Regions from separate parts of the Homo sapiens genome. Here region 2 is linked to region 1. Evidence: read pairs that join two places in POLR2A ChIA-PET (ENCODE). Cell type or tissue: CD4-positive, alpha-beta T cell. All regions are shown on one strand. Each heading gives the region's core, and the rest is flanking DNA. Links, peaks and the distances in the headings are about the cores only.

Region 1 (12,487 bases), core at 3,011-11,010:
GGTATGTGCCCTACTTTGGATCTAAGGGTGGGTTAATTTCTTGGACTCAGTGAGTTAAAGATGATGGACAAGTAGTTCTCTACTCCCTCCTACCCAATCAGGGTGGCATTCCCAGAAGAATAAATCAATAGACAAAAATAGCAGAGAGCCACCCAACTGATAATCCCAATCCCCAAAGAGATGAGAGCTTCCATTCTTCTGTTCCCATTCGTCCATGTTCATAAAGATCACACCCGTATATGCTTATAATTATAATATAGAATAGATCAGAGAACAGCAAACTACAGCCCAGGAGCCAAATTTGGCCCATCACTTACTGCTGTAAATAAAGTTTTATTGGAACGTGGCTGTGTCGATTCACTCACATGCCGTCTATAGAAAACATCATGCTACAACAGCAGTTCATTAGTTCCAATAGATACTGTTTGGTTCGTGACATCGAAAAGTATTTACTGTTTTGCCCTTCACAGAGAAAATTTACCATCCCTGGGTATATATTAGAATTAGTATTGTGGTTTTTAAAAATTAACAGTTTATTTGTACAACCTCACATGTTTTCAGAGGCTTAATAATTATGATCTGTTTTGTCTACAGAATACTTCTGTTGGGTTGAATGACTCTCTGCCCCCAGGTAAGGAGAAATACTAGAGGTTTCTTACAGGAACCCCCTCCTTTCATGCATGTAAGCAAAATGTAGAGGCTCCTTTTAAGCACTTGCTCTGTGGTCCCCTAAGCTTAACTCTGCTGAAGCCCTTATCAAACTGTAATTGTATTTTCCTTACATAAAATATCCCTAGGGCAAGGACAATGATTCATTAAGAACACATCCATAATATCTAACGCAATGTCAGGCATTCTGTTGTGCACATATCTACTGCCTGTAAATTCACAACTTCTGCTGCTGGTGGTGCAAACTGAATCATCCACTACCCTAGTTAAAACTTTCCATGGAAGAAGGATAAGACTGAAAATCCTTAACGTGGTATACCAGGTCCCGTGTGATGTGGCCTTGACTTTCTCCTGTAGCCTTCTGCTTTGGCTTTCTTGCTCCAGCCATTCTGGTCTATTTTCCTTTCCTCCAATGCCCCATGCTCCTTCCTGCCTCAGGGCCTTTGCACAGGCTAGCCTCTCTTTCTGGCCCTCTCTCATGCATACTTTAAGGGAATAGGGTGAGGGACCAATACCAAGGCAGCCCATGTGTAATTCTCCTTGTTACATTTATATCACATTATTCCTCTCCATTATTTCATCCCCAAACTTTCATACAAAGGAATACACTCAATGACCATTTATGTGTTACCATGTGCTGGGAACTGTTTTAGAATCAGGAATAGTGCAACAGCGAACCAGACAGGTGTAGCCCTGACCACATGGAGCTTATAATCTTGCAGAGCTATCAGGCAAGTAATCACCAGATATAATGCAGAGTGACCAGTGGAGTTGGAGGAAAAGGGAAGCAGTACAAGAGTGTAGATGAGGGAAACTTCCCAGGTTCGAAGCTCAGGGAAGACTCTCAAAGCCCATGCTGTTAAAGACAACACCGAAGGCCAGGAAGTGCGGGATGGAAGAGCTTACCAAGAGCCTAGTGAGGGACAGATCCCACTGGAGGCCAGGTGAGGCCCCTGGTGCTGTGTCTCAGATCGGGGGTGAGGCAAGTCAGCTGCAGGCCGACTCAGTGTGTTCCGGTGTTCTGAGGAAATGCTCTGCTCCAAGCCATATCTCTTTCTTACCTTCACTTCTCAGAGGCTGTGGTTTCCTTTTGTTCTTCTTACTATTTCAAGCTTTCATTACAACCCTGTGGCTTGGTTACAAGCTAGGGTTGGGGTTTGAATTCATGTTCTTTTTTTTTTTTTTTTTTTTTTTGATACGGAGTCTCGCTCTGTCACCCAGGCTGGAGTTCAGTGGTGCAATCTCGGCTCACTGCAACCTCCGCTTCAAGCGATTCTCCTGCCTCTGCCTCCCGAATAGCTGGGATTACAGGTACCTGCCACCACACCAGACTAAGTTTTATATATATTTATATTTTTTGGTAGAGATGGGGTTTCACCATGTTGGCCAGGCTGGTGTCAAACTCCTGACCTCAAGTAATCTGCCCACCTTGGTCTCCCAGAGTGGTGGGATTATAGGCGTGAGCCACTGTGCCTGGCCCGAATTCATGTCTTATGCTTCTTTTTGCAAACAATGACTTAGGTCAGGGGTTGGCTCACTCTTTCTGTAAGAGCCAGAGTTAATATGTTAAGCTTTGTAAGCCCTGCAAGTCTCTGTCATGATTACTTAACTCTGCCACATGAAGGAAGCCAAGGGCAGCGGGTAAATGAATGGATGTGGCTATGTTCTAATAAAACTTTATTTAGAAAAATAGGTGGTGGGGCGAATTTGGCCAGAGAGCTATGGTTTGCTGACTCCTGACTTAGATGATCAGCAATGTCTTTAAATATGTCTTGACTTACTATTAGGAAATAAAAAAAAATCTTTTATATTAAGATTTTTCAAATTGTGTACTGTAGTCCCTTGGGTTTTTGGTGGAGTTGCATAAAAGCCTTCAGAGCTATTGGAAGGATGAGGGCCAAAGAGAAGGAGGCCTCACCCAAGGGCACTGGGCACGTTTGTGAACCTGGTATTTCCAGACACTGAGTTCTAGAATCAGACTTTCTTGACCTGTGGATGCATAGAAATGCCCATGTGTGGTGGTACAGAAATGGTGATTTTTTTCCCACCAGAAAATTTTTTATGAATAATCATTTTTATTTCTAAAGAATAAAGTCCTCAAACAGTTGTCTTCTAGTCCAGAGAAGTAAAAGATCAGAATTTAGTTTAGTTTAGCCTTGACTTGTTTGCTTCTAGAGAAAATGATGGCTCCTATGATGACTCAACTTACTTTTCAGTCGAACCAACCTAGTGATGAGGTTTGGAGTAGGGCCAATTTTTATTTTCTTTTTCCATACAAGATGTTATTCGAATGACCTTCTTTTTGGGGCCTTTATCATGTCCTATCCCACGGCACTTCTTCCCCATTTTTGCAAAGATTAGTGGTAAAGATTAGTGGAAAAGATTCTCTTTTTCCTCCTGGCTGTCTCCCACTCATTCTTCCAGTCCCTGACTCACAAGCCCTTCCCCGACTTCACATTCTAAACTGGTGGCAATCTTTCATTATTCTTCTCCCTCTGCCTCTCCCTTCCCCTCCCCCACCCTTCTGCTTTTTCTGCTTCTGCTTCTGCTGCTTCTCCTTCTCCTTCCCCTTCCCCTTCTTCTTTCTTCTTTCTTCTTTTTTCTTCTTCGCCCAGTCTCATTCGGTCACCCAGGCTGGAGTGCAGTGGCACAATCTCGGCTCATTGCAAACTCTGCCTCCTGGGTTCTAGTGATTCTCATGCCTCAGCCTCCCAAGTAGCTGGGATACAGGTGTGCGCCACAACGCCTGGCTAATTTTTGTATTTTTAGTAAAGACGGGGTTTTGCCATATTGGGCAGGATGGTCTCGAACTCTTGAAATCAGGTGATCCACCCACCTCTGCCTCTCAAAGTGCTGGGATTACAGGCATGAGCCACAGCACCTGGCCTCATTATTCTTTTGCTTTGCCTTGTGTTATCACTTGATGTGTGAGAGTGTTTGTTCTGTATCCATCTTCCCCATTAGAGGGTAAGCCATACACAGGCAAGGACCACATTCATTGGGTTCACCACTGCATTGCTGATGTTGGATGCATAGCCAATGCTAAATGAATGAGCATTTGTGTTGTTTCATGGCATGGAGTTGTAGATAAATGTGAGGGGTATGAATGACTTAGAGGAACAATTCCACAGTAATGCCAGTTAGGAACAATTTCTGCTACAAATAACAGACTATTGACAGATAGTTACTTTGAAAGAAGCTGTTGGAGTCTTGCCTAATTTCAATACCCTCTGATCACCGAGGCCCCACACACAGTGTTCTCCTGCAGGTCACCGGCTTATTACTCAAAGCACCTGGGGTTCTCTGCTTCATGGATTTTGTTCGCTGTTTGAGCATGCTTGTTGGGTTGGGTGGGAAATTCTAGGTAGTTAGCACTCTCAGTAGCAGTCCTCAACAAATAACAGATGTACGTTGGTAGGTACATATCCCAGTTCTCTTGCCCCTCAGTGGGGCAATACTGAAGCATATCCCCAGCAGTTCTGGGCCTTGGTTGCCCACAGGGGTTACTTCCTCATTAACATACTCTGTATGGGTTTCCTTCTTGTTCCTGGGTGCTGTCTGGGATCACCTCCCTTATAAATGAATTGCACCAAATGCCCGTCTCAGGCTCTGCTTCTGAAGAACCTCAATGTAAAATATTTACTTAATAAGAAGCTTGGAGGTAGGTAGTACTAGAGATGGTTAACTCAGCAGCTCAGCAAGGCTGTCAAGCACCCAGACTTTTCTATCCTTCCAGTTTTTCTGCCTCAGCAGTGGACATTTAGGCTTTATTCAGGTCTTTTCATGGTTCAAGATGGCTGCTGCCGCTTTGGATAATGCACCTTCACTTGTGCATGAAAAGTTGGAAGAGCTGGGTGGGCCTAAGAGTGGAGGAGCAGCAAGTAAAAAGGGTCTTTCCTCACATGCGTCTTTCCCTGAAACAAGGAGAAAACTCTCAGAAGTGACTCCTTTATGTCTCGTTGACTAGAACTGGGCCCTATGGGCCAGCACTTGCTGCGGAAGAGGTTGGGAAGGGAATAACTGGTCTTTTCAGGCTTTGGAGTGGGAGGTGGGTTAGGGCATTGGGAACGGATATGCATAGCCACAACATTAACTAGAGCAGAGCGCATTTGTCTCTTTTTAAACAGATTGATAGCATAGGGTGGAAAGACCACTAATCTATTTGTCCGTTAAAAGAGGGAATACACAACCAAAAGTGCCTCCAGAAAGGAATTTTAATCTGTTCATGGCTGGAAAGTTTAAATTTTACAGCAAAAGTTTGAAATCTCTGTAAACGACAGAGATGAAAAGGTCGGCATTTAAATCTGTTTCCTTAACAGATGGCTCCCAGAGTGAGCTGAGATCGGAATTCACTTTCTGGGCTCAGCCTTTCTCCATAAAGCTGGTCGTGCAGTTTATGACATCAGCAGAGCCCCAGAGTGAATTACGGCTCATCCTTGTGTTCATTCTGGTGCCATCTATTATGCTACTGTGTGTGATGTTGATTAGGAAGGTGTCTTTGATAGCTCAGTGGAGGAAAAAGTGCTCTTGTTAGAGGGTCGAATTACAATAATGGTTAAAGACAAAGGTACATCAAGGGGGGCTGGGACACTAACAGCCTTTTACATTTTTGTCTGTCTGTGTGTGAGAAGAAAGAATAAGATTATATCAAGTCACTAAAAAATACACTCCATATTTAGGGACAAAGACATTCCTATTTTCTCACTGTCCTAATTGAGCTCTATACATCTCCTTAATAAAGTCCTGCCATTTACCTAATGCCAGGTGTTATAAATACATTTAATCAATACTTCTGAGTCTTGACAAAAGAGCCATCTATCACTCTTGACCTCTCAAAGTCTAAGTAATAGGTCAGAGTTTATTACAATAAAACCAAAGGGGTGATCAAAATGTATTTTCTCCATTGGAATTTTATTGGGTTAGGTATTGCTTGAAATAAGCCATTAGTTGTGGCTGGAACATTTTTTGGGTAGCAAAATTCTCATAAGGGTGATTTTTGTATTGCTATTATTTGACTTGGAAGTGTTAAAAAGATTTGAATAATTGATGCCAAGAAGCTTCTTCCATAGAACATACTCATATTTGAGCAATTGAGATTCCTCCTGAGTCTTTGAGGTATATCAGGGGCCTGGACCTTTTGCAAATTTTTTATATCAGAGTTTTAAAGGGTGGGAACAGGGATACCTAAATTTTTGAAATTCTGATGCATGTCAAAGTGCCATATTACTGCCATGGAGCTTTTAAAAAGAACATAATATCCTCTGTGCATTTACCAGTTGCTGGGCTAGGCCTTAGGGTGAGACCTGTCCAATATGGTAGCCACCAGCCATATGAGGCTATTTAACTTTTAATTTCCATTAATTAAAATGAAATAAAATAAAAAAATTGTTCCTCCTTTGCATTAGGTACATTTCAAGTGTTCAGTAGCTACAGATGGCTAGTAGCTAACATATTGGACTGCAAAGATACAGAACATTTCCATCATCACAGAAAATTCTACTGGACAGCTCTGGATTAGACAATAAACAAGACAGACATGATTTCTGCCCTAATGGAGAAAATAGACCAGCCCTCTGCCTCCCCCCATCCACTCCCAACTGCCAATAAATGGACAAATCAACAATTAAGAATTTTGTTTTATGAGGAAAGCCAAGGTCTGTGATCAGGGCTGGCTATGTGGGGCCCAGTGAAAAATGAGAATGCATGAACCCTCGTTCAAAAAAAACTTAAGAATTTTAAATGGCTATAGCCAAACATTAAAGAAGTCCGGGGTCCTTCTGAGCACAAGTTGCACACTCAATCTGGCTGAAACAGACTAAAGCCAAGGGGCCTGGAGACCTTTTATAGTTAAGGATGTCACAAATGCTTCTGCTAGAAAGTGACAAATAATACGAGGTGAAAAAGATGAGAGAAAATGCAAAGTGTGTAGGAGAAGATTTTAGGCAAAGAGAACAGCACAAAGGACCCAGGAGGGAAAGAGGATGGCATATTCAAGAACCTAAAAGCATTCCAGAGTGGTAGAGGGAGGAAAGAATAGCGGAGGTCAAGGCTGAGATGATGGTCAGGGCCAGGGCCAGTGGTTGGGTCCTCGTAGCTGATGGTTGTGTAGGGTTGTGTAGTCATCCCCACACCCCGTTACAGACTCACTGGTGAGGCCCAGCATATGGCTTTATCTTCAGGTTTCATTTGTGAGGTTGAGAGCATCTCTAACTCGTAAGGAATTCATGCACGTCAGAATGAAATTCTGCTTTTTATTTTTTAAGACAAGGAGGGAGAGGCACAGGAGATGATTTGCTTTGATTCACGGTCTGGTGCAGGAGCAGGTTAAGGAAGTCGGGGAGAATGAGCAGGGTTCTGTGCACGCACGTGGCATTTCTAAGCCCCTGCAGATGCAGGGCTGGGCGGGAAGATTCCTGTCTCTCTCATGTGTCATAGGGAAGCATTGGCTTGCACGTGTTACTTCCCAAAAAGGTGTTTCATCCATAGAAATGCTGATTCTCTGGCTTCCCAATGCTATATTTAGAAATGACATTTACATTTCCACAGATCAACAGCTCCTGTTTGGATACAGTTCCAGGAGCTTTGCTGTGACAGTGAATGTGCTGGCTTTTATTCTCCCCTGTTTCCCTTTCTTAGCTGTGGGCAATTAGCAAAGTTAGGAGGCATTTGTCATTTGGTAGATGAAAATAATTAAATATGATAAATTCATATATTTTGAAAGAGGTCAAAATGAACCAGTATCTGTATCTTGACTTTCAAAAAGGCTTGGGGGAAAATTTATTCTATTTTCTGTCTCATTCATTTAAAGAATATCTGTATAGATTTTAGCTAAAGCATCCCTTAAACCCCCAAATCCTCCCACCCTCCCATGTTATTTTATTTATTTATTTTTGTTAATTTTGAATCTGAAAGTTTCTGATACCTTAGTAGCTTATTTATTGATAGTTCATATCCATAGAGAAATGTCTTTTATTCTGCAGTAAACCATTATTTCATTGAGGGTTTATACCTGTGGTATGTGTGTGCATATTATTTTGTGCCTGATGGAGTTCAAATATTCTAAGTATTACTCTGACATATTTCCATCTTAGCAAAATTATTCTCACAGCTATTGATAACAAAGGAAAGGACCAAATATCTTATTTCCTTGTCAAGAGGGTGGAAAAAATGGAAATAGTAAAAATAACCATTGGCTGCCATCAATCTACAGGATTATGGTCTACCTTTGGTAATAACATTCTACTTAGAGCCTCCTGAAACCTGATCAAGGGACCCCATAAAATTGTGAGCACATGTCACCATTAGAGGGCAGTGTGCACTCTCTCCAAGAGCCCATAAAAATTATGTTTCCTGCCATAGCTAAAAGGATTTGTCTGGCAAAGGGCAAACCCATTAGGCATAAACATTCAGCATTTTTTGCTGTTGCCTGTCATAATGAAAACAATGATTTGAAAGTTCTGATTAAACCTGCAAGATTTTCTATCTAGTGTATGTCTTCAAGCATATACTTTTCAAACTTACTTCTTTTGATGTTCAGCTGTGCTAGAAACGTGAGTTAGACCTGGCACAACTTTTTCAGGACTTTGGTAGGGAAAGCTCACTTTAATCTCAGTGACGAAGCTCTCCTTGGAATATAGATGGCCATTAAGTAACAGGAAAGTCTTTATCAAAACAACAGCAACCAAAGTTAGTTAAATTTTTTTTTGTTGTTGTTGTTTTTAGATAGGATCTCATACTGTTGCCAGGCTGGAGTGTAGCAGTACAATCATAGCTCACTGCAACCTCCTGGGCTCAAGGGGGATCCTCCTGCCTCAGCCTCCTGAGTAGCTACGACTACAAACATGGGCCACCACGCCTGGCTAATTTTTACATTTTTTGTAGAGATGAGGTTTCACTACGTTGCCCAGGCTGGTCTTGAACTCCTGAGCTCAAGTGATCTTTCTGCCTTGGCCTCCCAAAGTGCTGGGAATACAGGCATGAGCCACCATGCCCCACCCCCAGAAGATTAAAAAAAAGTCACTCTAAACTCCAAAATGTGTCCAAAAGTCCTCACCCACCAAAACCTAATACAAACATGAAGAATTAGTGAATATTTTTTCAGTCCTGTTTTTTCTGAGGAGCAAGAAAAAGAAATCTTTGTTTATATCACCGTTGGTAGGCCAGTAAACAAAGGCTAGAGAAGACATTTGTATAAACTTGAGAATTTGCATTTAAAACATGATCTACAGTTACTTTGTAGAATATCAGAATTTGATTCATCAGTGGGCATAAAATCATCGCGTTGGCGGTAGACCTGGAATTGGCAAAATTATGATTGCGTCAACGTGCCAGCCCACATCGGCTTCTTGTTCAGGTGTGAGATTGTAAAGGAAGGGTCTGCTAGACTCGTCTTTCAAAAAATTCAGCAAATAAATTGTTTGCTTTACAACTGCCAGCCGCAGTTGCCTCTGGCAGCGTTGTTTTTCTGCTGACTGCGACAGATTGAGCTCTTCTGCCGGAATTTCTCTAGAGGGCAGTAAGGATTCGAGGCTCTTTCCCTATTTTTCTGAAATGACGGATCATCGTTGTGCAGCTGCAAAGGTTAGGTAGTGCAGCACACGCTCTGGTGCTGGGGAGAGTGGCCGAACTCTCCAGAAAGGAGCCTCCTTGGCTTCCTGGTACGTCCTGCAAGCCGATATTTTGTGATAACCTGCAGAAAATCATTTCCTCTCTTCCAAAAGGAAATGGAAGGATTTATTAATAGAGTACAGCTATAGATACAACATATATGTATTAATGGTTGACCAAGGATTTAAAAATTAAATGGCTCCTGGGATCCTGCGTTGGAGGCTGGGTAAAGTCAACAATGGAATATCTGGGAAAACCAAACAGAATAGTTGGGAAAGAGAAATCTGTGTAATCCTGTGGTCCTCAACCAGGAACAGTTTTGCTCCCAGGGGACCTTTAAAGACATTTTTGATTGTTACAACTGCGGGCGGGGGTGGAGGTGGTGGGGGGCCTGTAGCATCAATTGAGTAAAAACGAGGCACGCTACTAAACATCCCATAATAAAAAATACAGCCCCACAACAAAGAATTATTCGGCCTCAAATATCAATAGTGCCCAGGCTGAGAAATCCCGATGCAAGCCATCAGGTAGCCAGGAAGAAAACGTGAAAATAGATTTTAGAAAGCTACAGAAAATTTAGTTTTTGTTTTCAGTTTCTTGGACTCTGAAGATGAAAAGCCAGAATGTCTGTGATATTCAGGATCGTTTTTCGTGTGCTTCCTGCATCAAAGCATGAAAATTGTGGGACCCAGGTGAATTTGAACCCACTGGGCAAGAGGAGCTGTTGAGGTGAAATGGCAGAGTGGCCCCTCACAGGTTCCAGCAGGTGGGGAGGACCCTTCTGTGCTGCTGGGAATTTGGGGCTGGGCATTGCTGGACTCTGTGCCATTCCCTAGTTGCAGGGCCACTAGATGCCTGACTTTCTCTTTCTCTTTCTCTTTTTCTCTTTCTTTCTTTTCTTTTCTTTTCTTTCTTTCTTTCTTTCTTTCTTTCTTTCTTTCTTTCTTTCTTTCTTTCTTTCTTTCTCTCTTTCTTTTTCTTTCTTTCTTTCTCTTTCCTTCCTTCCTTCCTTCCTTCTTTCTCTTTTTTCTTTCTCTCTCTCTTTCTTTTTCTTTCTTTATCTCTTTCTCTCTTTCTTTTTATATATATTTTATTATACTTTAAGTTCTAGGGTACATGTGCACAACGTGCAGGTTTGTTACATATGTATACATGTACCATGTTCGTGTGCTGCACCCATTAACTTGTCATTTACCAAACACCGCAAGTTCTCACTCATAGGTGGGAATTGAACAATGAGAACTCCCTTTCTTTCTTTCTTTTTCTTTCTTTCTTTCTTTCTTTCTTTCTTTCTTTCTTTCTTTCTTTCTTTCTTTCTCTCTCTCTCTCTCTCTCTCTCTCTCTCTGTCTCTCTCTCTCTTTCTTTCTTTCTGCTGCAGGTTCAGCATGGAAATGCTGATATGCTAATGTAAAATCATTCTCTCGGGAAACAGAGAGATTGGGATCAAAATGGGGTCTTTTGCAAATAGCAGACTTTGGTTGGATATTTTGAAGCTCTATGGCTCTGGTTCTCAACCAGGGGTGATTTTGTCCCCAGGGGGACATTTGATGATGTGTGGAGACATTTTTGGTTGTCACGACTGAGTGGGAGTGCTACTGGCATCTAGTGGGTAGAAGCCAGGGATTCTGCTATAGATCCTGCAATGCACAGGACAGCCTGCCCCCGTGCCCCGGTACAGAACTATGGGGCCAGCAATCTCAATAGTGGCAAGGTTAAGAAAGCTTACTCTATGGTTTTTGGCTTTGCATAATACATTCTTATTCCCTACCAATTCTAGGATCAAAAGCGTCCACAGTTATGAAAATTTCCTGTTCTCCAATATTCCACAGATGACTTGCTGGTAGGAGAAAAGAGTGAGAATTGCATCCACTGTGTTTGTAAGGCAGAGTCGTGTATTTATTCGCATTGAAAGGAACATCTCTGTGCCCAGAAGCAGACATGTAGGCAGTGAAAGCAGGTTGAGGACATGCAATTGCTTCATGTGGATATGAATTTTTTTTTCCTCAGTGAACCGAAGTGAGCAGGTGTAAAATGATCTTGGAAACTCAATTAATTTTTCAAAGGCCCAGGCACAGGGCCAGTCTTTGCAAGAACTGGAAGGTGATATGGTTTCATAGAAATATCTAGAAAAGGGTGGATGTGATAAACTATCAGGATCAGACAGGTAAAATAAAGGCAGCGTGGGTGAGGATTGCAAATCTTGGAGTCTGAAGTTGGAATGAAGGAGGTTTGAGTCTCAGCTCCATTATTTACTAGCTCCAGGATTTGGGGCAAGCCACTTCACTTCTCTCAACTATAGCTTTTGCATCTGTGAAATGGGGATAATCGTACTCTTTAATTTCAATTAAATTAGGGCAACAAATGTAATAATGTATTAAATAGCTCTTCAGAGTTCTTGGTATATAGTAAGTGCTTAATAAATACTAGATACTTTATTATTATTATCATAATCACCACTGTTGCCATTATTATTTTCAATGTTTCAGAATCTCCAGTGGTGCAGAATCAAGGGTTTATGTGTCCAAAGGCTTACCTTATTCCTTGCCCCCCTTTTTTTTAAAATCTGAGAAAGCAGAATTTTAATTGTATGAGTTTTTCCCTAGTGTCTCGTGTAGCTTTTCTCATATTCTGAAGTTTAGTCTACATAATGGAAACATTTTAAAACATTAGGCAAAATATAATTGTTTTGATTATTTGCCTATGCAAATATAAAAAGATACTTTCTTTTTGCTGTTTAGGTTAAAGTGATCAGGAATTTAATAATGTAGGAACGAGAAAAAACTTTTCTGAGAGGTGGCACTAGGAATTTTTAAAGGCATGAAAATTGTCTTTATTTGGGGAAATACAAAGTTTTAGATGTACTTGGGGCAGAATGTGAGACCCCAGAAATCTTAAAGTTGTTGAGAAAAGAGGGTTACAGGAAAGAGCAAAAGTTTTCTGCATGAGACAAAGAGAAGAGTTTGCTTATTTGATTTGGGAAGGGAGGGTGGGCAGATGAGAGGGAAAAGGTGGAGGGAGAAGGTGGGCAGGGCTAAGGATAGACATGTGACACAGGCCTGGCTAATCAGAGGAGAGCATACCCCCAGCTTCAAAGAAGGACCGTGGGATGAATGTGCAGACCCAAGTAGTGAGAATTCTGGGACGTTAACTGGAGCCAGTGGGAGCATAATGTTCTCTCTGCTGGACAGGAGCTGTAAGGATGTTTATCTG
Region 2 (12,487 bases), core at 2,462-10,461, 98 kb after region 1:
TTACAGTGTAACCCAACGTACGTAGGACACAATCAGCTCATCACAGGTGTGAGAATGAATGGTGAGAAAATGGAAACTGAAAGCCAAGATGTGCAGTTGAAGAAAGGAAGAGAAATTTCAGATAGAAACCAAAGGAAGAAATAGGATCAGTGAAGACAGTGATTCTCAAACCAGGTTGTACATTGGAATAGCCCAAGGGTTTTTCATAACATTCCGGTCTGCATCCCATTCCCACGGATCGTGATTACATTGGTCTGGAGTGCAGCCTGGGCATCAGGAATTTTAAAAGTGACTGCAATGTTCAGGCAAAGTTGAGAAGCTCTGCTCTAGGAGATACTTGTGTCTGTTTTTAGGAAAAAAATAAGAAGCCAGGGGAAAGGTAACAGCTGAAGAGGCAGTAGAAGGGCTAAGGAAGCTCGATTATGTAATTACCCAAATTTGTGCTGAAAAATACTGCAGTACTGAAATATTGAGCACCACATCGGTCACTGGTAGAAAAAGTAACGTGTATGCCTTGTGTTTTCTGAGAGCTATGCCAGTGAGCTTTTATCTTTGAGAATTCTATCATTGGACCCAGTCTTAAAAGAAACTCATATCCTAGTTAGAATGATTTGATCATTCTACCATTTTGCACACTTTTTTTCTCCTTTTATGCAATGAACAATCTTGAGTGATGGATTTTAAAAATAAAATGAGGAAAATCATGATCATTAGGTTGAAGATTTAATAATAGACTCTAAAAAAGTCTTCTTGCTTTATTTTTAAATTCAGTGTTAGCTTTTTTTTTAATCAGTGTTTTTGTAAGTCTTAAATTAGTCTCAGAATGTGTTTGAATTTGTAAGACAATATCCACATAAGCTGATTTAAACACAAGTGATTGATTTTGGGGTATAGACCATAACAACTCCCTTCCCTAAAGCTCTAAGGAGACAAAGATTCCTTGTTAGAATTAAAGAAGCAATTATTTTTAAAATAATAAAATAATAAAAGAATATATTTTCTGTGGAAAATATACAAAATTTTGATTAGTAAAAAGAAGAAAAATAATCGACCTAATCTCTAGCTCTTGAAAAATACCATAATGTAATACTATTTTTCACTTGCCTTTTCTGATTAATAATAGAGAACATACTTCTAGGTTACTTTCTATTTTGTAATGATTTTGCTGTTTTAAAAATGTTTTAAGTCTTTTTGTATATGGAAGAAAATTTTATTCATGGAATTGAGAGAAAAGAACAAGGACAAAAGTAAAAATCTCCTATAATTCCATCATACAAATAAATCATTTGGAAGTATAGAGAGTCTTTTTTTAGGATTATTTTTATTTTCTTCTGTGAAACAGGAATTGTTTGTACATCTTTTTTAGCATGCTGTATCTTTAACTTAGCAATATATTGTGAACATGTTTCCAGGTTAAAATATTCTTTTTTATCAAATTTTAAAATTGAATGTGTATTATAGATGGGCCATAATTTTATTTACCCAATATCTGTCATTAAACATTTGGTTCTTTTCAGTATTTTGCCATTTAGTGTAATGTTGTAAATGAACGTTTATAGTTAAGTAATTGTGCCCATTCAGTATGATTCCTTGTATGCATCCCAGGGGTGAAATTGCTGTATCAGAGGATTCAAAGTGGAAATTCTTTGACTTTGATGTGCAATTGTAGATTAGGCAAATAAGATGGTGAAGAGATTATCAACGGTGGAGATCATCAAAGGAGAAATGACGTATTTGTAACCTCTCAAATTAAGGGCATTTCCTCAGTATCATCAACTTCTTCCCATCCTTGGTTACCACATTGAGCTTACAGACCCCAAATCGATAGGCTCCTAGCCTCACTAAATTGCTTTCTTTTGCCCAAATATACCATGTATGTGTTTAGACCTCTGTGCTACTTTATTCCACCTCTGAGAGATAGCTTTTTCACTCTTTTTCATCCTTTTCATCTTTCAACACTCATTTCATGTATTATCTTTCCTGTGAAGCCCAGGCTAAAGTTAGTCAATAGCTCCATTGTCTTCTCACAGTTCTTGGCTCTCAGTTAGCAGAGCTCTTAGAATTCCATACTGTATATCTATTCATGTCTGTCTCTTCTAGAAAACGTGAACTATGTCTTATTTTTTCTTGTCTCTGATGTGCCCATCAGTGATTAGGACTTTGCTTTCAATTGTGATCTTCAGTCTTTATTAACTGCAACCCACAGTAAGAAACAATTTTACATCATGATGTATTATATGTGTTCAACACACACACACACACACACACACACACACACACACAAAACAAAAGTTTCATGGAATAAAATTTGCCATGACAGGATGTCATGCACTCATATTTTCTATTCTATTTGTCATTAAAAATGTTCTGGTCACAGTTCACCAAATCAGTTTACCTACTAATGAGTCATGATTCTCAGTTTGCAAAATTCTACTTAGCATAAGCTCAAGTACTGTTTGTTGATCTGAATTGCAAAACATTGGCTTATTTTGCAGCAAATCTCAGACATTATGTAATTTTATCTATACTCGATAGTGTTAAATGTATTAACATTGTTATGCAATGGATTTTTAGAGCTTTTCATTTTGCAAAACTGAAACTCTATACACATTAACCACTACTTCCCCTTCCCCTCCCCTAGCCCTTGGCAACTACTTTTCTACTTTCTGGTTCTATGATTTTGACTGCTTTAAATATTTCATATCAGTGGAATCATGTAGCATTTGTCCTTTTGTGACTGGGATTTCATTTAGAATAATGTCCTTGAGTTTCATCCATGTTGCAGCATGTGACTGGATTTCCTTCATATTTAAGGTTGCATAATATTCCATTGTATGTATATAGCACATTTTCTTTATTCATCTATTGATGGACATTTGGGTTGCTTCCATTTCTTGGCTATTGTGAATACTGCTGCAGTGAACATGGGTGTACAAATATCTTTTCAAGATCCTGTTTTGAATTCTTTTGAGTATATCACCAGAAGTGGGATTACTGGATCATATGGTAATTCTGTTTTTAATTTTTTGAGGAACCTCTTTACTGTTCTCCATGATGACTACACCATTTTCCATTTCCACTCACAATGCACAAGGGTTTCAGTTTCTCTGCAACATCGCCAACACTTATGTTCTGTTCTTTTGACAGTGACCATCCTAATGGATGTGAGGTGATGTCTCAAGGTGATTTTGATTTGCGTTCCTCTTATGATTAATGATGTGGAACATGTTTTCCTATGCTTATTGGCCATTTCTGTATCTTTGGAGAATTGTCTATTCATGTCCTCGATCCATTTTTAAATTGGGTTATTTTTGTTGTTTTCTCCTTGTTTCTTGATATATGCTCTGAATTGAATTATTAAACTGTGATTCGAGCATCTTACTTTGGCCTGTGAACCATTGTATTCTGTGACCTCTGGGTTAGCTTGCCTGGCAGTTTTCTTGGAGGTTTCTATTGCATCACGGTAATTGCCCACACGTCTTCTTCTTCTTTTTTTTTTTTTTAACTTTTAGATTCAAGGGTACATGTGCAGGTTTGTCATATAGGTACATTGCATGTCATGGAAGTTTGGTGTACAGATTATTTCATCACCCAGGTAATAGCATAGTACCCAATAGGTAGTTATTTGATCCTCTCCCTCCTCCCACCCTCCACCTTCAAGTAGGCCCTAGTGTCTGTTGTTCCCTTCTGTGTGTACACGTGTACTCAGTGTTTAGCTCTGACTTGTAAGTGTGAACATGCAGGATTTGGTTTTCTGTTCCTGCATTAGTTCGCTTAGGATGATGGCCTCCAGCACCATCTATGTTGTTGCAAAGGACATGATCTTGTTCTTTTTATGGCTATGTAGTATTCCATGATGTATATGTACTACGTTGTCTTTATCCAGTCTACCACTGATGGGCATTTAGGTTGATTCCATGTCTTTGCTGTTGTCCACACATCTGAGATGCAACCTAATTTTAAGATCATGCTTGTAACTTTTTTTTTTTAAAAATACACTAATTCTGGACTCTGTCAGTTACTGGACTAATTTCCTCCCCACACCCACCTCTACTTCCCTTCTAAAACAATGCTAATTTTGTTCAGATGTCCATGCCTTCCACATTAGCTCAGTTGCCTCAAGGGAAGCCAACCCCACTCCAGTTTTTCAGTACACCCTGATTGGTGTCAAGAATTCCCATTCAGATTCCCCTTGCCAGTGACTGGCTTGGGGGAATGACCACTTGGTAAATCCTGGCTAATGAGTTGTGGAGGGAGATCTACTGGGATTGGGGTTTTCTGGGAAAGTGTTGCGAAGAGAGACTGCACAGTAAGAGGAAGTCTCCCTTCTTTCCCTATATATTGGGCCAGGAAGTGACACATGCAGTTGCTACAGCCATCTTGCCAATAGCTCCAGGAAGATGTAGAGGGAGGGCGGAGTCTACCTCGCTAATATAGACATCCCTAAGCTACTGAATCTACTACCCCAGAGCCCCCATTACCTCTTATCTTTATGATGTTAAAGTTTTTTCCTTCTTGAAACCAGTTTGTCTAAGTTTTCATTTCTTGCAAATGAAAGCATCTTTCATTGAGTCACTTGCCAAAAGTTATAATTTAAATCACTTTAACTGGTTCTTCCTTTCTTTCTTTTTTCTTTTTTTTTTTTTGAGATGGAATCTTGCTCTGTCTCCCAGGCTGGAGTGCAGTGGCACGATCTCAGCTTACTGCAACCTCTGCCTCCTGGGTTCAAGCAATTCTCCTGCCTCAGCCTCCTGAGTAGCTGGGACTACAGGCACATGTCACCATGCCTGGCCAATTTTTTTGTATTTTTAGTAGAGATGGGGTTTCACTGTGTTGGCTAGGATGGTCTCAATCTCTTGACCTCGTCATCCACCCTCCTCGGCCTCCCAAAGTGCTGGGATTACAGGCATGAGCCACTGCGCCTGGCCTTAACTGGTTATTTCTTAATATGATTATAGACTATCAGCAATAGAATCACATTGGGAGCTTCTTAAAATACACTTTCTGAGGCCCCATTGCAAATCTATTGAATCAGAATTTTAGTGGGGCACTACATTCCTATACACACAAAGACAGCAGAAATAATAGTGAAAACTTGATGAAATGATTTAAAAAATTATCCAAAACTTGCAAATAAAGCTGAGAATGAGTCCATGTCCTTTCAGTGTGAGTGTTGAAAAAATTCACCCAAGATTGATTATATAGAAGAATGCACCTGTGTTTAGCTGCAATTTGCTATTTGGTTAGAACCAGATACTTTAAGTTGTATGTTAACTATGTTTTCTGTCTTGGAGAAAAATAACTCCTCTTGGTGATAGTTTAGTGACCCTATACAACATTACCCAGTTTTGACTCTGTTAGCACATTTATTTCTGCATCCTTTTGGCCAACTTACGATATAAATCCTCATTCCTCAATTTCTCCTTTTAACCAACCTTACCATTATGTTTGTTTCTTCATTAATTAATGAATTAAATAAAATTTTTGACATGTATTCATTGTATATTTGTAGGAGAGTCATGCTTTTTTAAAATTGAAGATTATACTTTAATGGGATTCTTAGTTCCTTTGCTCGTTTTTCCCCTCCCAAGGAGCTGTAGCATGGTTCCTTCCTCATTACCAATAATAGCTGCTTATCTTGGTACCTGCAGATAAAAGGTAAGGAAAGGACTAAGTTTTCCCTTTTGTACCAGTGGCTATTTGTGTGTTTGTAAAACAAGCATGACTGAAGTTGCTTTTACCTTTGGCCACTGTTCTTGGCAATTATAAGCAGTGTCTCAAATGCATTTAGGTGCTGAGCTAATTTTCTGTTTTATTGATCAAATGATGTTTCTGTTCTCTGGAACACATTTAGAGCACTCAAGGTAGGTGTGACCCAGAGTTTTAATTAGATACCAGTTAAAATCTAATTTCTAGCTGCTTGTATGATCATTTGGGGCAAGTTTCTTTGAGGACAGAATAGCCTAGTGGAAGCCGTCAGCCAAGCAGTCCTGGGTTTGAATCCCAGCCCGTGATCACCGCATGATGTTGGGCAGGTTCATTAAAGTCAGTTTTCTTTCATGTGAAGAGGGGGCAATAGCAGATACTTCACAATGTAGTTCTTTAGGTGAGAGGGAAGAAGTTGAATGGAGCACCTCAGAGCTTACCTCTAAGACTAGGTGCTCAGGCTGAATTCATATTCGGCCACATAGAGGCTTGTGGTTCTGAATGAGTTACCTAATATCTTTGAGTATCATTTTCCTTACCTGAAAAGTAAATAATAGTTCCTGCCTCATAGGCTTACAAAGAACATCAAAGGAGCATTTGTCCCATTCGTCAACACTAATTGTTTGAGTACCACTTTCACGTATTTTGCTATGTTTCTATCTCATCTTGTGCGCTCATCACAAATCCTGCTACGTTGGCACCATTTCTACTATCACTTACTTGATATTTTCGTTTAATAAATTTCATTAGATAAATATTTATTGACAGTCTATTTTCTAGAAACTGTTGAGGTTTCGAGGGTCTAGCAGTTTACAAATAGGGCAAAAGTTCCTGCCCTCATACGGTTCATGTCTCAAGTAAATTTGTTTTAAACAGACACTGGATATCACCTCCATTAGTTGGAAAACAATGTCACATGGAAAAGATGGTGACTTGAATGAAAATTGTGAAAGCTAAACAATGTTGGTTTTTACAAATTCTAGCTAGACACAGTCTCCCTTTCTTTGTTTAAAAAATACATTTTTCACTTTTAGAGGGTGTTTGAGACATACTAGTGCCACACTGCAGCCCTCCTTGATGTTATTGGGAAAGTCAATAAAGAACCAGAAAGGGGGCAATTTTTCTCACTGTGGGATTCAATGTTGTTTTATTCTATGGGCCCAGCTGACTCCAAGTTGACTGCACTTATCAGCAGGTATACAGGACAGGTTCCACACTTTGGGGCCCCACTTGGATTCACATAAAGCAGCACAGTCCCAGGCACAGAGCTCAGAGGGAGATAACTTTTGGCTCCAGCAATATTCATCATAAAAGAGGGCACATTCTTCTTTGCATCTGCATGGATAGGAAAGGTCTGGGTATCCTCTGCATGGTTATTAATTACAAAATAGATTTCACATGTGTTTTCACGAGGCTGCGATTTCACAATTGCATCTTAGAATGTGCCTTCAGAGCTCTGAGAGCTCCTGGGCGTCTTGTCTTTGTATCATTTGGCTCCTCGTACTAAAAGCCACATCCTGTTATGTTTGGTTGCTAGGTGGAGAAATGTTATCATGGGCTTCAGCAATAATTTATCCACAAGCTCAAGGAGTTGTCATGTTCTCCTGACAGTGAGCTGCAGCACTTTATCAGCTCGCCTGTAAATCAGGCGTGTGTGGGTGCGAATGCCAGCACTGTTTGATCTCTCGCAGACACTGTAATAATCTGCTTTTGTCTGATTGATTCCTTCACATCACCATGCACATTGCAACAGAGAGTGGGTGCCCTCTGTTTATCTCGGCTGGTCATCTGCAGGAGGCCAACAGGGCAGAAAATGCTCTTCGTGCGGAGATGTAAGAGTTTTTGGAATTGGGGCCTTTCCATCATATCCCCGAGCTGGTTTCGTTCAATAAATCAATGATAGCTGAATTGAATGCACCATAAATACCTCAAACCATATCTCTTACAAGAATGTAAGAGTAATTCATAGAAACAGGAAAGGTAACTTTGTGAGAAAGAATTACGACCCCTACAAGCCACAGACATTCAGGGCTTTTTACTGCCTGTGTTCACATCTCACCCGTTGAACTTTGGGGGAAAAAGAATACACTGCTGGCGGGTGTTTGCTTCCAGAACGTGCACCGGGTAAAATGGAGTAGAACAGATCCTGTCGAGACTGATCACTGCTTTTCATCTGACACCGAGCTTTTCTCAATTTCTGTTGGCTTCTGTTACATGTGGTCCGACTTCATCCCTGGTGTCAAGGGATGCATCGCATCATCATTATGGAGCAATTTGGACTCTGTCATTTGGTGGTTTATGAGTCGCCCTTTTGCCACCCCCACACCAGGCCCACCCTTACGTGAGGATTGTCAGCCTTTCTGATGCTTTAAATGTCTTCCCATCAGGCAAGCCTAGTCCCTGTTTCCTGGGCTCCTAATTGCTGACAGGTAGTTTGGGGCACATTTTGGCATCTCCAGCCCCCAGGAGTTGGGCTGAAATCCGTGAGCTGATTACTGCCTTGAGCATGGCAGCAGCTTGCTGTGCTGTGACCCAGGAGCCATCCCCAGCGTCCACGCCTGCCCCAGTTGAAAGCAGAGGTCAAGCTGTATTGTAGATGTGATTGACTAAAATCCCATCGGAGAGGAGGATTGTGTTGTAGCATCCCCCTCTTGGATGGCGGCAAGATGAAATTACATGAAGAAGCCTTTCAGCTCAGAAATGAATGTAGCTATAAAAAAAAAAAAAATAAAGACAGCTTGAGTTGACTGTTTAGTGCAATCAAAGGCATGCAATTGTTCTTATTTTCATAATGGTAGTCAATAATATTAATGATTATTTATTCCACTCCTATTGTGTGCTCAGACATATTTCAGTCACCTGATAGACATTATTAGAAACAGTCTACATTAGTGGTTAGAGCACAAGTAGGCAAACCACAGCCAGTGGGCCAAATCCAGCCAGCCACCTGTTTTTGTCAGTAAAGTTTTATTAGAACACATCCACACTCATTTATTTAGATATCATCTATGACTGCTTTTCCCTACAACAGCAGAATTGAATATTTGTAACAGAGACTGTGTGGCCTGCAAAGGTGAAAATACTATCTGGCGACCATTTAAAAAAACATTTGTTGTTGACACTTGAGTTAGAGGATTGCTTTGGTGCTAGACTGCCTGTTCAAACCCTGGCTTTACCACTTAACAGCTGTGAGACATTGGGCAAGTTACATAACCTCTTTAAACCTTGGTTTTCTTTCATGTAAAATGGAGATTATAATAATGTTGGCCAGGCACGGTGGCTCACGCCTGTAATCCTAGCACTTTGGGAGGCTGAGGTGGGCAGATTGCCTGAGCTCAGCAGTTCGAGACCGGCCTGGGCAACATGGTGAAACCCCGTCTCTACTAAAATACAAAAAACTAGCCGGGCGTTATGGTATGCGCCTGTAATCCCCGTTACTCAGGAGGCTGAGACAGGAGAATCACTTGAACCTGGGTGGTGGAGGTTGCAGTGAGCCGAGATTGCACCACTGCACTCCAGCCTGGGCGACAGAGCGAGACCCTCGTCTCCAAAATAAATAAATAAATAAATAAATAAATAAATAAATAAATAAAAATAATGTTTATCTCATTGAGTTGTTGTTGGTGTAATGAGCACTGCTATGGTTTGAATCTGTCTCCCAGAAGTTCATGCGTTGGAAACCTAATCCCCAAATTTATGTTGATAGTATTTGGAGGCAGGGCCTTTGGATGGTAATCAGGATTAGATGAGGTTATCAGGGTGGGGCCCCATTGAGAGGACTAGTAGCTTTATAAGAAGAGGAAGAGAGACCTGAGTTGACATACTCTTGCCCTCTTGCTGTGTGATGCCCTCCACCATGTTATGACACAGTAAGAAGGGCCTCACTAGATGCCAGTGATGTGCTCTTACACTTCCCAGCCTCCAGAAACATAAGCCATATAGACTTCTATTCTTTATAAATCACCCACTCTGTAGTATTCTGTTATAGCAACAGAAAATGGACTAAGAAAATGGACAAATATGTTAGCCATAACTCAACTGGTAACAATATTCTCTCTGAACATCCTGTTATTTGTTCTCTTGTGCCCACTCTGAGCAGATACATCTGTTCTTCACCTGCCATTTAGGTGCTGATGTCTTGCATGTTTTGTGCCTGTGCATTTGCTTGCATGAATTTATGGGAGTGGACATGTGCAGCCCAGAACATTTGAGAAAGATCAGGGCAGAGTTACAGGCTTCATAAACCATGATGCTTTTACAGGTACTTTAAATATATTCCCAACGTTATTTGAAGGGTTTATTCCAAAGTCTGCACAAAATCCTCTTAGTCTGACTGTTCAAATTAGAATGATAGTGACCTCAGTGGCGTTACAGGATGATTTACAACATATTTGAGAGTACATATTTGCTCTTCACAATTTTAAGAGGGCTTAGACCTAGTTTTAAAAAATTGAAGGTTAAGTCGCCTATGTGAAACCTTCAACTCCTGAAAACTGGATTTTGAAATCCATGATTTTATACTCTATCATAGGAGTCACAACATTTTTCTGTATAGGGCCAGAGAGTATCTGTTTTAGGCTTGCATCTGTTCAGCTCTGCCACTGTAGCACAAAACAGCCGTAGATAATATGCACACAAGTGGTTTAGTGTTGCTATAATAGAATATCTGAAGCTGGGTAATTTATAAAGAAAAGAGGTTTATTTGGCACACAATTCTGGTGACTGGAAGCTTCAAGATTGGGCAACTGCATCTGATGAAGACTCTTACTGCTTCCACTCATGGTGGAAAGAGGAAGGGGAGCAGGTGTGTGCAAAGAGATTACACGGTAAGAGAAGAAACTAGAGACAGAGCAAGGCTCTTTTTTTTTTTTTTTTTTTTTTTGAGACGGAGTCTTGCTCTGTCGCCCAGGCTAGAGTGCAGTGGCGCAATCTTGGCTCACTGTAAGCTCCGCCTCCCGGGTTCACGCCATTCTCCTGCCTCAGCCTCCCAAGTAGCTGGGACTACAGGCACCTGCCACCATGCCCAGCTAATTTTTTTGTATTTTTAGTAGAGACCGGGTTTCACCATGTTAGCCAGGATGGTCTTGATCTCCTGACCTTGTGATCCACCGGTCTCAGCCTCCCACAGTGCTGGGATTACAGGCATGAGCCACCGCACTCGGCCAAGCCAGGCTCTTTTTAACAACCCGCTCTTGGAGAAACTAGTCCATTCCTGTGAGAGCGAGAACTCACTCACCCCTGTGGGAGGGCATTAGTCTATTCATGTGAGCTCCATGGACATAACCCCAACACCTCTCACTACTTCCCACCTCCCAGCACTGCTGCATTGGGCATCAAATGTCATCATGAGTTTTGGTGGAGATCACACCACATCTAAACCACAGCAAATGAGTGTTCCTATAAAACTTTGCTTACAAAACAGGTGATGGGTTGTTGGCCCAATCAGCCAATCTTGCTCTACCACCTCTATCTTTAAAAGCTCATATTTAGTACTTGTCCTCAGTTCCTTATGGGTATTAATTTATTAATCCTAACAAGGATCTTAGGTGGTAGTTGATAGCTTCATCATTGGCTTTTATAGGTGAAAAGTTGAGGGATAAGGAGGTTAAATAATTTGCCCAAGATCCACAGAGCTTCAACTCAGCCTATCTGGTCCCAGAGCTAGTACACTGAGGCACCATTCTATACTGTCTCCTTTAGTCTTAGTGTACATAGTGCTATTCTTTATATGAAAATTGTCCTTGATTTTTTTTTTTTTTTTGAGACAAAGTCTCGCTCTGTCACCCAGGCTGGAGTGCAGTGGCGCGATCTTGGCACACTGTAAGCTCCGCCTTCCGGGTTCACGCCATTCTCCTGCCTCAGCCTCCTGAGTAGCTGGGACTACAGGCGCCCGCCACCACGCCTGGCTAATTTTTTTTGTATTTTTAGTAGAGATGGGGTTTTACTGTGTTAGCCAGGATGGTCTCGATCTCCTGATCTCGCGATCCACCCACGTCGGCCTCCCAAAGTGTTGGGATTGCAGGCGTGAGCCACTGTGCCAGGCCAAAAATTGTCCTTGCTTTTAAATTTCGTTTGTGTGTCTGTAAGGACTCCTTTATGGAAGACAGTTTTAAAACAATTTCTCCCATCCCTAGTTGTGTTTGTAACCAAAAGAGAGAACACTCTATCTTTATGGATACTAATGGGTTGGGGTCACTATTTTTCAATGAATGGGTACTTGAGTCCGCCAAATCCTTGCCACTCAAAATGTGGTCAGCTTTTGTGGGCTTGCAACCAGCGCAGAGTCCTGCACTTGGAAGTGGCTGCATGCTTGAGGTTTAATGCTCTGTGGTTGCCACCTTGAGATTTGTAATTCTATGTTTATTTGTGTTTTGTAAGTGACATCCAAAGGGACATTACTTGTGCCCGGAACTTGGAGCCTCAGCTCACGTTAGTTCCTGCCTTCTGCTCCCTGTCCACTCCCTGGATGGCTTCTTGGCTCCCCACTTCCTGACACTGTCCAGTGACGGCTGCTGCCCTCTGTCTTGATGGGGCCTCACTCCAGTGAACTTATCTCATGAGCATCCCTGTGTCCAAGAAAGAACAACATTACAAAGCAAATTAGAAAACACCAAGGCAGATGGAGAGAGAGACCACAAAGAAACATTTCTAAAAATTGCTTTTTGAATAAAGGGGCCAGCATTTTTTAGTCTACACTGAGCCTCACAAATTATGTAGTCGGTCCTGGCTGACTCTCAACAGCAGTATTACCTGGGAGCTTGTTAAAAATGCAGAATCTCAG

Evidence for each region. Peaks named below come from ENCODE experiments on the same cell type or tissue, not always from the same donor. Only the 100,000 strongest peaks of a DNase experiment are listed, where the experiment ranks them.
Region 2: POLR2A ChIA-PET joins it to region 1 with 17 read pairs; 5 of 35 experiments call an interaction of 5 or more read pairs at or near these places.

The regions. Positions count from the first base shown.
Region 1 is chr20:52,304,361-52,316,847 of GRCh38, forward strand. It overlaps LOC105372666 (a long non-coding RNA gene), which reads left to right. Exons shown (of 17, transcript XR_007067652.1): 3 at 595-631. Among named protein-coding and RNA genes, the nearest start is that of ZFP64, 120 kb to the left of the region's middle. In CD4-positive, alpha-beta T cell, for the core only: a CTCF peak has its summit at 7,970 (motif pointing right); a DNase peak (open chromatin) is centred at 7,981.
Region 2 is chr20:52,403,113-52,415,599 of GRCh38, forward strand. The region is part of intron 4 of LOC105372666 (a long non-coding RNA gene); the gene reads left to right. Among named protein-coding and RNA genes, the nearest start is that of LINC01524, 210 kb to the right of the region's middle. In CD4-positive, alpha-beta T cell, for the core only: no CTCF peak of the experiment used is centred there; DNase peaks (open chromatin) are centred at 2,549 and 7,259; H3K4me3 peaks cover 558 bases; H3K27ac peaks cover 4,642 bases.